2 separate regions of the Mus musculus genome follow, and region 1 is linked to region 2. A link is a loop called in an ENCODE intact Hi-C map of the cell type or tissue named here. Cell type or tissue: heart. All regions are shown on one strand. Each heading gives the region's core, and the rest is flanking DNA. Links, peaks and the distances in the headings are about the cores only. Region 1 holds the start of Pon2 (paraoxonase 2). Region 2 holds the start of Casd1 (CAS1 domain containing 1).

Region 1 (4,388 bases), core at 241-4,240, 700 kb after region 2:
TATGGGACACTGGAATTGCCTTGCAAGATGTGCTATACTTTGATTTGACTCTCATTCTTGGGGATGCAGTCTGGGTCTCCTTTATCATTCCCAAAGTGCTTTCCCCATGCCTAGTCCAGCATCTCTCAATGCTTAATGCATACTGTACAAGAGGATTGCTAAGAGAGGGGTGTGCTTCGTGTTGTGATTTTGTAGTGTGGTGCTGGGGCTAGAATCCCAAGCTTCGTGCATTCTGGGCAAGTGCTCTGTCCCTGAGCTACACTGCACATTATTAGCAAAGATATAAACGTTAAAAATAAAAAAAAAAAAGATAAAAGGAAGAAAGAAGAGGAGAGGGGAGGAGAGGGGAGGAGAGGAGAGGAGAGGAGAGGAGAGGAGAGAAGAGAAGAGAAGAGAAGAGAAGAGAAGAGAAGAGAAGAGAAGAGAAGAGAAGAGAAGGAAATCTGACTGTCATGCTGGCGTGTGCCTATAATAGCAGAAGTCAGGAGACCAAAGAATCCTGAGTTTTGAGACCAGACTGAGCTTCAAAACAGAGGATACACAGTGAGACTTCGTCTCAAAACCAAGAATTCATTTAAAATTTAGAAAAGCACCCAAAACCCAAGGCCGATGCCCTATCAGAACCAACTGAATTAGAATGTTTCACATGGTGCTACTTGGACGTCAAGACTCCGGGAGATCCCAATATCCAGGCCCCGTTGCTGTGCCCTTCGGGCTTATTTGTACAATGCAAGACTCATAGCAGTTTGCTGCTAAACAACCAATGAGTGCCGGCGCTTCCCTTTTGCCTATTAGAGAGAGGCCCAGTGTGAAGCACACCCTTCAGACTTGCCCGCCTTCCTCATCTGAGTCTACGTTGCCTCCCAGAACGCCTACAGAAGACTGTCTTTTCTCTTTAACCCTATAAGGAGCTGAGTACTACTGTTCCGGAACACTTTTGCAAGAAGTTTATAAAGTTTGAATTGGTAACTTGAAAGTATGATGTCTACCCAGAACAAACAATCGCTCGCTCTGCTTCTGGGACTCTGGTCAATAAATAAGGAAATGATGTAAGAACAGTAGCTGTCTCTCTCAAGCGTCTTTGATCTCCAGCGCCAAGACGGAAACCCTGAAGTTTCACCAACTATTAATGCTGGGGAGGGATGGGTTCCGGCTGAGCAGAACAGCACCAGTGACCTAAAATGAAGCTGTATAATTAGAGCGTCCACGCATGAGTAATGGTTTTGTTTTCAAATTAAAGCACTGGGTTTGCCCTTGGGGAATTTGCAAAGCTCTCTCTTGTCAGCCTAGGCAGAGGAACCTCGGCACCAGCAAGCGCTGGAAAACTTTTTCCCAAAGTGTCTAGGTCTTGGTGGAAGTGGACTGGGTCGGTTAAACGGAGCACCGGTAGCTATCCGAAGTTCTTCCTTCCATCCGGTCCCCCCCCCCCCCCGAACTAAACAAGCTCTCTCTCCAGTTACCTCCCCCCCTCTCACCCCCTCCCACCCGCCGCGCGAGCGCCCCAATCAGCTCGGCGGTCCCAGCCTAGGGACTCCCGACCCGGGACCCTCGGCAGCACCTACCTGAGCGCTAGGAACCGCTCGCCCAGCAGCGCCAGCCCGATGCCCAGCAAACTCAGAGCCACCATCCGGCCCATGGTGCGGGACCGGCCCGCCGTCTGGCTCGGGCCTGACCGAGCAGCTCCGGACGCTGGGCCAGCTCCCCGCCCCGAGCGCGGAGCCGCGCCCGATCCCCGCCCCGAGCGCCGGCTCTGCAGCCCAGGCTCCGCCCGGCGCCTCGTCCTCGGAGCACATCCGCACATGCCCGCGTGGGAACCCAACTGAACTTGATTCCTTTCACAAACACCCCGCCAAGCCTCCGATCCTCGCGCAGCTGCACCTGCTCAGCTCCCTGAAAACTTTAGGGTGGCCTCTGCGGAGTTCCCTTAATTTAGTTAAGTTTGGGCTTGCTTTTTGCTGTTTTGGCCTGGTGTTTGAGGATACTTTCCCCCTCTGTTGTGTATAATTTTGGCTTTGAGAAGCTAGGAAACAAACTCAGGACTTTGTTCATATTAGGCTAGTACTGAGCCATATCTACAGTCATACACTAGTTTTGTTATTACACATACGTGTGTATAACATTTCTATATTTAAATATAAAATATATTTAGATAGTAATTATTAAACAACACAGAAAGTATATTATATATATATATGAAATCTATTAAAATTGTACTTTTAAATGTTCTTATTGTTTTGAACATAAGGTCTCATGTGGTCCAGGCTGGTAGGGAACTTCTGATCTGTCTACCTCCATATGCCAAGTTCTTGGGCCACTCAAGGCCCTGCCTAGAGTAATATGTTTTGCCTTAGTTCTTTATTTCATATGCATGGTTGTTTTGCTTGCATGTAAGTATATGCACCACATTCATGCCTGGTATCCACATAGGTCAGAAAAGGGTGCCCACTACACCAGGAAATACAGCCAGTGTTCTTAGTGCTGAGACATCTCTCTCGTTCAGACATTTTAAATATTCCTTTCCTTTTTTTTCTTCTTTTAGATGGGAAAAAAGTGGTTCTGGACAGGTCTTATATAAGAAGTTAGAGTTGGAATTACATCCTTTTATATTAAGATTTATAGCCAGGTGTGGTGACGCACACCTTTAATCCCTGCACTTGGGAGGCAGAGGCGGGTGGATTTCTGAGTTTGAGGCCAGCTTGGTCTACAGAGTGAGTTCCAGAACAGCCAGGGCTACACAAAGAAACCCTGTCTCGAAAAAAAAAAAACCAAAAAAAAAAAAAAAGATTTTAGACTAAAACACCACAAACTCGGGACTCACTGGAGTACTAATCAATTTTCTCTTCTTTCTCCCTTTTCATTTTAATACTTATTGATATACACTTATAAAAATATAAAGAGGGAGGGCACTCGTTGAGATTGCGACAGCTACTGGGTATAACTTGAAATCAGTTCCTAATTGTTCCCAGTGCTTAATTCCCACCTGCAATGTTTGCAGAAGCTACACAGTCAGTTCCCGGGGACCATCCTTTTCTGACAGTGTTTTGTTATTGCAGCTCGAGGTGACCTCAGATTTGAGGCTCTCTTGCCTTGCCCTCGTGAGGATTACCAGCAGATGCTGGCACATCAGGCCAGGTTTCTGTTTTGTAACCAACCATTAAGGAAAAGCAGATGCCGGTTTGTACCTGGCCCCTCACCAAAGGGAAAAGAAAGAGATCTTCCTGTTCCACACATCTGTGACCAGCCCTAAGGGACTCTGGGATGTATCCACTGTCTGATAGACAGCTGAACAATTGCTCTTTCAAAGTCCCAGAAGATGTACTTTTTATGCACTTTCCATCACAGATAACTTCGCAAAATACTGTTTGTCAGGGCACACAGTTAGGTGGGTAGGATTGCCAAAGGGATCAAGTGCACTGAAATGTGATTATCGAAGTGCTTTGAAAGTGAGTGTATGCCACAGAAATACAGTAATGACACAGCCCTTCTCATCTTGGCATGGGAGCCACCCTGTGCCCTTAATGGCATCTCTGAGTTAGGTGTGATCTTAGCACAGCAAATCAGAAAGCTCTAGAAACATTCTTTCAAAGGAAGATAAAGGGCCAGGGCTGGTGACTGACTGGAATCTCACCATGAAGCTAAAACAGAGACTGGAGAATATTGGGTTTAAAACTAGTCTGAACTAGATAAAAGGCTGAAGAAAAAAATTCAAATGAGGTTAGGTATGTTATTTAAAGATACATGTAACAACTATAGTGACAACTATTGCTTCTTTTGGTAACAAAAATTTTTAGTAGTTTCTTACCTTCATAAATGAAAGAAATGCAAAATTTCCTTTCAAATCAATGTTTTTTACCTTCATCCAAAATTATCAACAGCTCTGAACTAACTAACCTACTTATTTGTGTTTTTCTTCTCTTTCTAAGTATCCTGCCTCTAAAATATACCCTCGGATCCTTTAAATCATCCACGAGCCTCTTAAGTGAAGAGATCCAACTTGGGATGTCGCTTCTGACTGACTGCATAGACAGGCATTGAATTTTACCATCCGTGGCATGAATCATCAGGAGAAACCTTGCAGATACCATCAAAATTTAGGAGGGCGTGGTGCTATTACCTAAGTTCCTGGCTTAAGGTTGAGAGTTTGCTCTAGGATTCCTGACTCATCTGAGAGGTATATAAAAGTATGCCTCATGTATTGTGAGACATGCCTCCGGAACCGTGGGGCAAGAGCCGGGCAAAGCGCCTCCCCACTTGTCCTAAAGTTAAGTAACAGATCATGGAGTTTTACAATTCGGTGCTATTCTTAATGCCTAGGGAGACACCATTAAGTGGAGTGTTATAGTAATTCTCACCAAGTCCAGACTTGCCCTAACAGTGTTTCCCGACAA
Region 2 (4,388 bases), core at 83-4,082:
AGGGACAAAGAGAGGGAGAGGGAGAGAGAGGGAGAGAGAGGGGGAGAGAGGGAGAGGAGAGGGAGAGAGGGAGAGAGGCAGAGAGGGAGAAGAGGGAGAGGGAGAAGAGGGGGAGAGAGAGAGAGGGAGAAGAGAGGGAGAGAGGGAGAGAGGCAGAGAGGCAGAGAGGGAGAGAGGGAGAGAGGGAGGGGGAGGGGAGGGGGAGGGGGGAAGAGGGCCGGAGAGGGAGAGAGAGAAAGAGGAGAGTCCTTTGGATTTAACAAGAAATACCCATACCACCAGCAAAGAACCATTCAGTTCTTCAGGACAGAATGGGAACCAAGCAAGTGAAAATTTCAAGTAGCTACTCCTTCTAAAAGAAACAAAGAAGCAAATAACTTGGAACACAGAATCTAGTGGTGGTTTTAATTAAAAAGGGACATTTATCAGTGGAAAGGCATCAGCTAAGAGAGGGACCATTTATAGATGCCACAGGAAAGGGCCATCTTATGTGGAGATATCTACCAGGAAAAGCAGAAATAGGTAGAGGGGTTAACTTTAACACAGAGGAAAGGACAAAGGGGTTCCCAGATTTTCCCAGTATCTCAGAAAGCCTTCTGGGAAGCACAACTAAGTACAACGTCAGGTTTCTTTATTTTTGGCTAGCATTAGGCCAACCCTGGGGGTTAGCTCTGGTTATTGAAGGTGGATCAGAAATTCTAATTTGGTGTTGATGACATCATAGTATGTGTCTAGGATGTGATTGGCAGGCCACATATTGTTAGCCCAGTTATCTGGTTGTTGTCGTATCTGATTCAATTCTGCCAGCATGTGATCAGCCTCAGATCAGAAGAAAGAGCCAAAATTAAGCGACCACTTGCAGGGAACAGTGCCTAAGTGTTTGTACACTTATTTAACTTTATTGCTTATTAGCATTATATCTATGACAGTGATGTATGTGATTTCATTTAAGCGACAAGAATCTTTCATCATCATATGATGATTGTGGCTGGAAACATAATTTTAAAAATCCTTCAGTGGAGAGGATGGGAGTGACTCGACAGGATCTCTAAGTCCCTTTTCTCTAACATTCGAGAATGTTGAGAAGGGTCTGGAAGCACAAGGTTGGGGTTGGCTAAAAGTTGTAAAGAAGACTTGCCAACACCTCCAACTCAACAATGACTTACTTGTTCTAACCACAACATGCAAATAGCCATTCTTGTCTACAAGGCAACTCAAGACCAAGGGTATGAATAAGAATGCTTTTCAAAGGACACACAGAGTGCTGGGTCTATTGATAATCACAAAACATTAACCAAGTTTAAGGATTGCCACAGGCAACCAATCTGCTACCCTGGCCAACCTTAGTGTCAACAAAGATATTGTGTAAACATAAAGGAGAAAGGGGCTCTTATACTGACATCCACACCAACTTAGACACACTGTACAGGATGCATCTACACCCACTGCAACTGGACAAACAGCACATTGGGCAGTTGAGTATTAAACGGTGAACATGGGCCTTACACTTGAGTTGGGTGTTCGGATTTACAGCCACCCCAACACCTGGCCAGCATCTTAGGTGCAGAGGAACTTGCCAGACAGGTCGTGGGTGGCCTGCCGTTAAGGCCCCACGACCGTGGGAGAGCAGAGAGTAGAAAGTCCAGAAAGGGTGTGATGGGGGAAGCAGGGAGTGTACTTTTTTTTCCCGGAACAGTAGTTCTATTGCCCTAACCTGGGCTCAGGTAGCTGCCAGTCCACTTGGGCATAGCCCCGGAGCTGACATCTGGGCCGGGCTGCAGGCCCTGGCCCTCTGCCCCCCCAACACCCATACAGTCACCATGCCTGTGCAGCCGTCGCCGCCCGCTGCCGCCAGTGACCCGGTGACCCCGGAGGCCCGTCTGGGCCCGGTGACCCCGGAGCCCCGGGCATCCGGACCCCCGTCACAGGCGCAGCCGCTATTAAGGCAGGAGGCTACCAGGGAGGAGGAAGGGGAGGAGACAGGCGGCCAGGGCGCCTGGGGCACCGGCACGGCTGAGCAACGGCGGCGGGGTTGGGGGGAGGCCGACGAGGGCACGGGGAAGGCCGGCGGCACGGAGGCCGCAGGCTCGGACCCCTCGGCCCGCGGTTCGGGCGACGGGCAAGGGAGCTGGCGGCCGCTTCTCGGCTGGCTACGGCGCCCGCCGCCCCAGTGCTGCCCCTGCGCGGCGCCCCTTCCCCGCTCCGCCGCGCACTGTTGTCATGGAGGAACCAAGATGGCGGCTCTGGCCTACAACCTGGGCAAGCGGGAGATCAACCACTACTTCAGCGTGAGGAGCGCCAAGGTGCTGGCGCTGGTGGCCGTGCTGCTGCTCGCAGCGTGCCACCTCGCGTCCCGCCGCTACCGAGGTGAGCCGGCCCTCCCCCCGGCCCGGGCCGGCTCGGCCCGGGGGGAGGCGGCGCCGCGGCCCCGAGCGCGGGAGGCCGCCCCCCGCCGCAGCACGCCCACGCGCCGGCGGCCTCCCGCGGCCCCGCGGCGCCCCACGTGCCCGGGCCGACCCCTGCGGGCCCCTGCCCCCAGCCTCCCGCTCTCGGGGCCACCTCCTGCTGGAGCGGGGCTCCGGAGGCGCGCCCGGCCCCGCGCCCCGGTGCAGGAGGTCGAACCAGGGGCCCCCGGGGGCAGCCCTGGCGGCACCGCCTCCCGGATGCTGGGGTCGCACACGGTGCGCCCGTGGGGTCTGCCTCCTGCCCTGCCACTTCAGGGCCCAACGGTTGGACAGCGGCTTGGGCCGCCCTGCTTACTTTTGCCAAAAGGGCCAGTGTGGCTAAAGATGCCCATGGCCCACCTCCCTCCCGTGGAGGAGGTGCCACCAGCCTTTCAAACACTTTTCAAGAGTTTGGGTTGCACAGTTTTTGTTTTTGTTTTTACAAATAAAGACACTGAGGCAGGATTTTGGTTTTTGTTTGTTTCTTAAAGGAGTTAAGGAGTTGACCGGACTAGACGTGAGCGGGCGAAGCAAATAGTTAAGCCTTTTGAAAGCTGGCCTTCAATATGGGTTTACATACTGGTGGAAAGCTGGAAAGGAACCAATGAACTCTTCTCAGAAGGAATTATCCTTCAGTTGTCAAGGGATATTTGCTTGTTTTTTTGATTGATTTTTTTTCCCCTTTCCTTACGATAAATGCCACCAGGACAGTCACTGACAGTAGGAGGGAAATTATAATGATAGGATCTTTTGGTTTTGACCTTTGGTATCCTAAAAGTCATTATATGGACAGCTCTTGGTGACTGTGAGATAATTAGACAAATGTGACAGCCACGTGCACATTAGCGCTGGGCCCATTTATACTGTACAGCCCAGTCACGAGAGTACTAGAGTCTCGGCTGTATTCCCATTTCACATGATCTCTCAAAGTGGAGGCCATTTTGGTCAAACTTGATGGTTTGTTTCTACCTACTCTTGAGTTTTCCAGATCTTAAACTTTAGTATCATAGCTGTATCTTTTAAATATATTATCTTACAAATAGCTTAATTGAATTAAAAAAGATCCTTATGGCTAATTCTCCAGTCCTCTACAGATTCATAGCAGATGACCTATCAGAGCCTTGGCTTCTTACTGCTGACATCAAGAAAGCCTACATTTTCATATATACAACACAATTAGCAGTACTGATGAACCAACTGTTGATAACTCAGAGAACATGTTTCTTTTAAATGTGATTAATCTTTTTATGCTAGTTTGATATGAGATGACTGTCATCTAATTCAACTTTGTGTTTGTGATGTCAATGGAGCTAAAGTTTATGACTACAATGTTGTCCCAAATGTAAACCTACTGTGCCCTGCCTGCTTGTCTTTTTATTGTGCTTCTTGTCTTTTGCTAAGCTTGTGGAATACTAATTTTTAAATTTAGGTTATATTTTGCATCTTGCCAAGGTCTGTCATCATCGGGAGGAAAATAGAATGTCAGATGGGGCCTTATGAGTCAGGTTGTAAAGCCTCCTCCAGAAGGGACTTGTGAGTTTCCAAAGGTGCTTCAGTGCCTTGAGTGTGAAGCAGTACACCTGTCATATGTGCTTGTCCAGATTGAATATCAGGAACTTGAACCAGAGTCTGTGCAGGAGAAACTAAACATCTTACCAGGAACATTTTTGCCCTGGCAGTGTCAAACCATGTCAGGTGCAGTGCCTTTCGCAGATATGCATATATGCTTGATTCACATAGAATCATTTGGAACAAGAATGGAGTTTCTTAGACGAACAGTGGAAAGGACATGAAATGCTAAGATCTTGGGTGTGTGAGTATGAACATGCATCAAATGCACACACACACACACACACACACACCTCTTGCTTTGAAAATTACTCCACTTCAAAGAATTATTAGAAAGTAAAGCTTCCCAAAACCGTGCATTAGATTGAGCACTTA

Evidence for each region. Peaks named below come from ENCODE experiments on the same cell type or tissue, not always from the same donor. Only the 100,000 strongest peaks of a DNase experiment are listed, where the experiment ranks them.
Region 1: a loop joins it to region 2, with 4 times the contacts of the local background. A loop is called at or near these places in 5 of 42 quality-filtered maps.

The regions. Positions count from the first base shown.
Region 1 is chr6:5,296,650-5,301,037 of GRCm38, forward strand. It overlaps Pon2 (paraoxonase 2), which reads right to left and starts at 1,691. Exons shown (of 9, transcript NM_183308.3): 1 at 1,563-1,691. The coding sequence starts at 1,636. Gm52887 (a long non-coding RNA gene) reads left to right here and starts at 3,638. Exons shown (of 4, transcript XR_003956397.1): 1 at 3,638-4,388. In heart, for the core only: a CTCF peak has its summit at 1,816; DNase peaks (open chromatin) are centred at 782, 1,122 and 1,722; H3K4me3 peaks cover 1,849 bases; H3K27ac peaks cover 1,614 bases.
Region 2 is chr6:4,598,935-4,603,322 of GRCm38, forward strand. It overlaps Casd1 (CAS1 domain containing 1), which reads left to right and starts at 1,977. Exons shown (of 18, transcript NM_145398.4): 1 at 1,977-2,367. The coding sequence starts at 2,235. In heart, for the core only: no CTCF peak of the experiment used is centred there; DNase peaks (open chromatin) are centred at 1,857, 2,447 and 2,567; H3K4me3 peaks cover 2,165 bases; H3K27ac peaks cover 2,258 bases.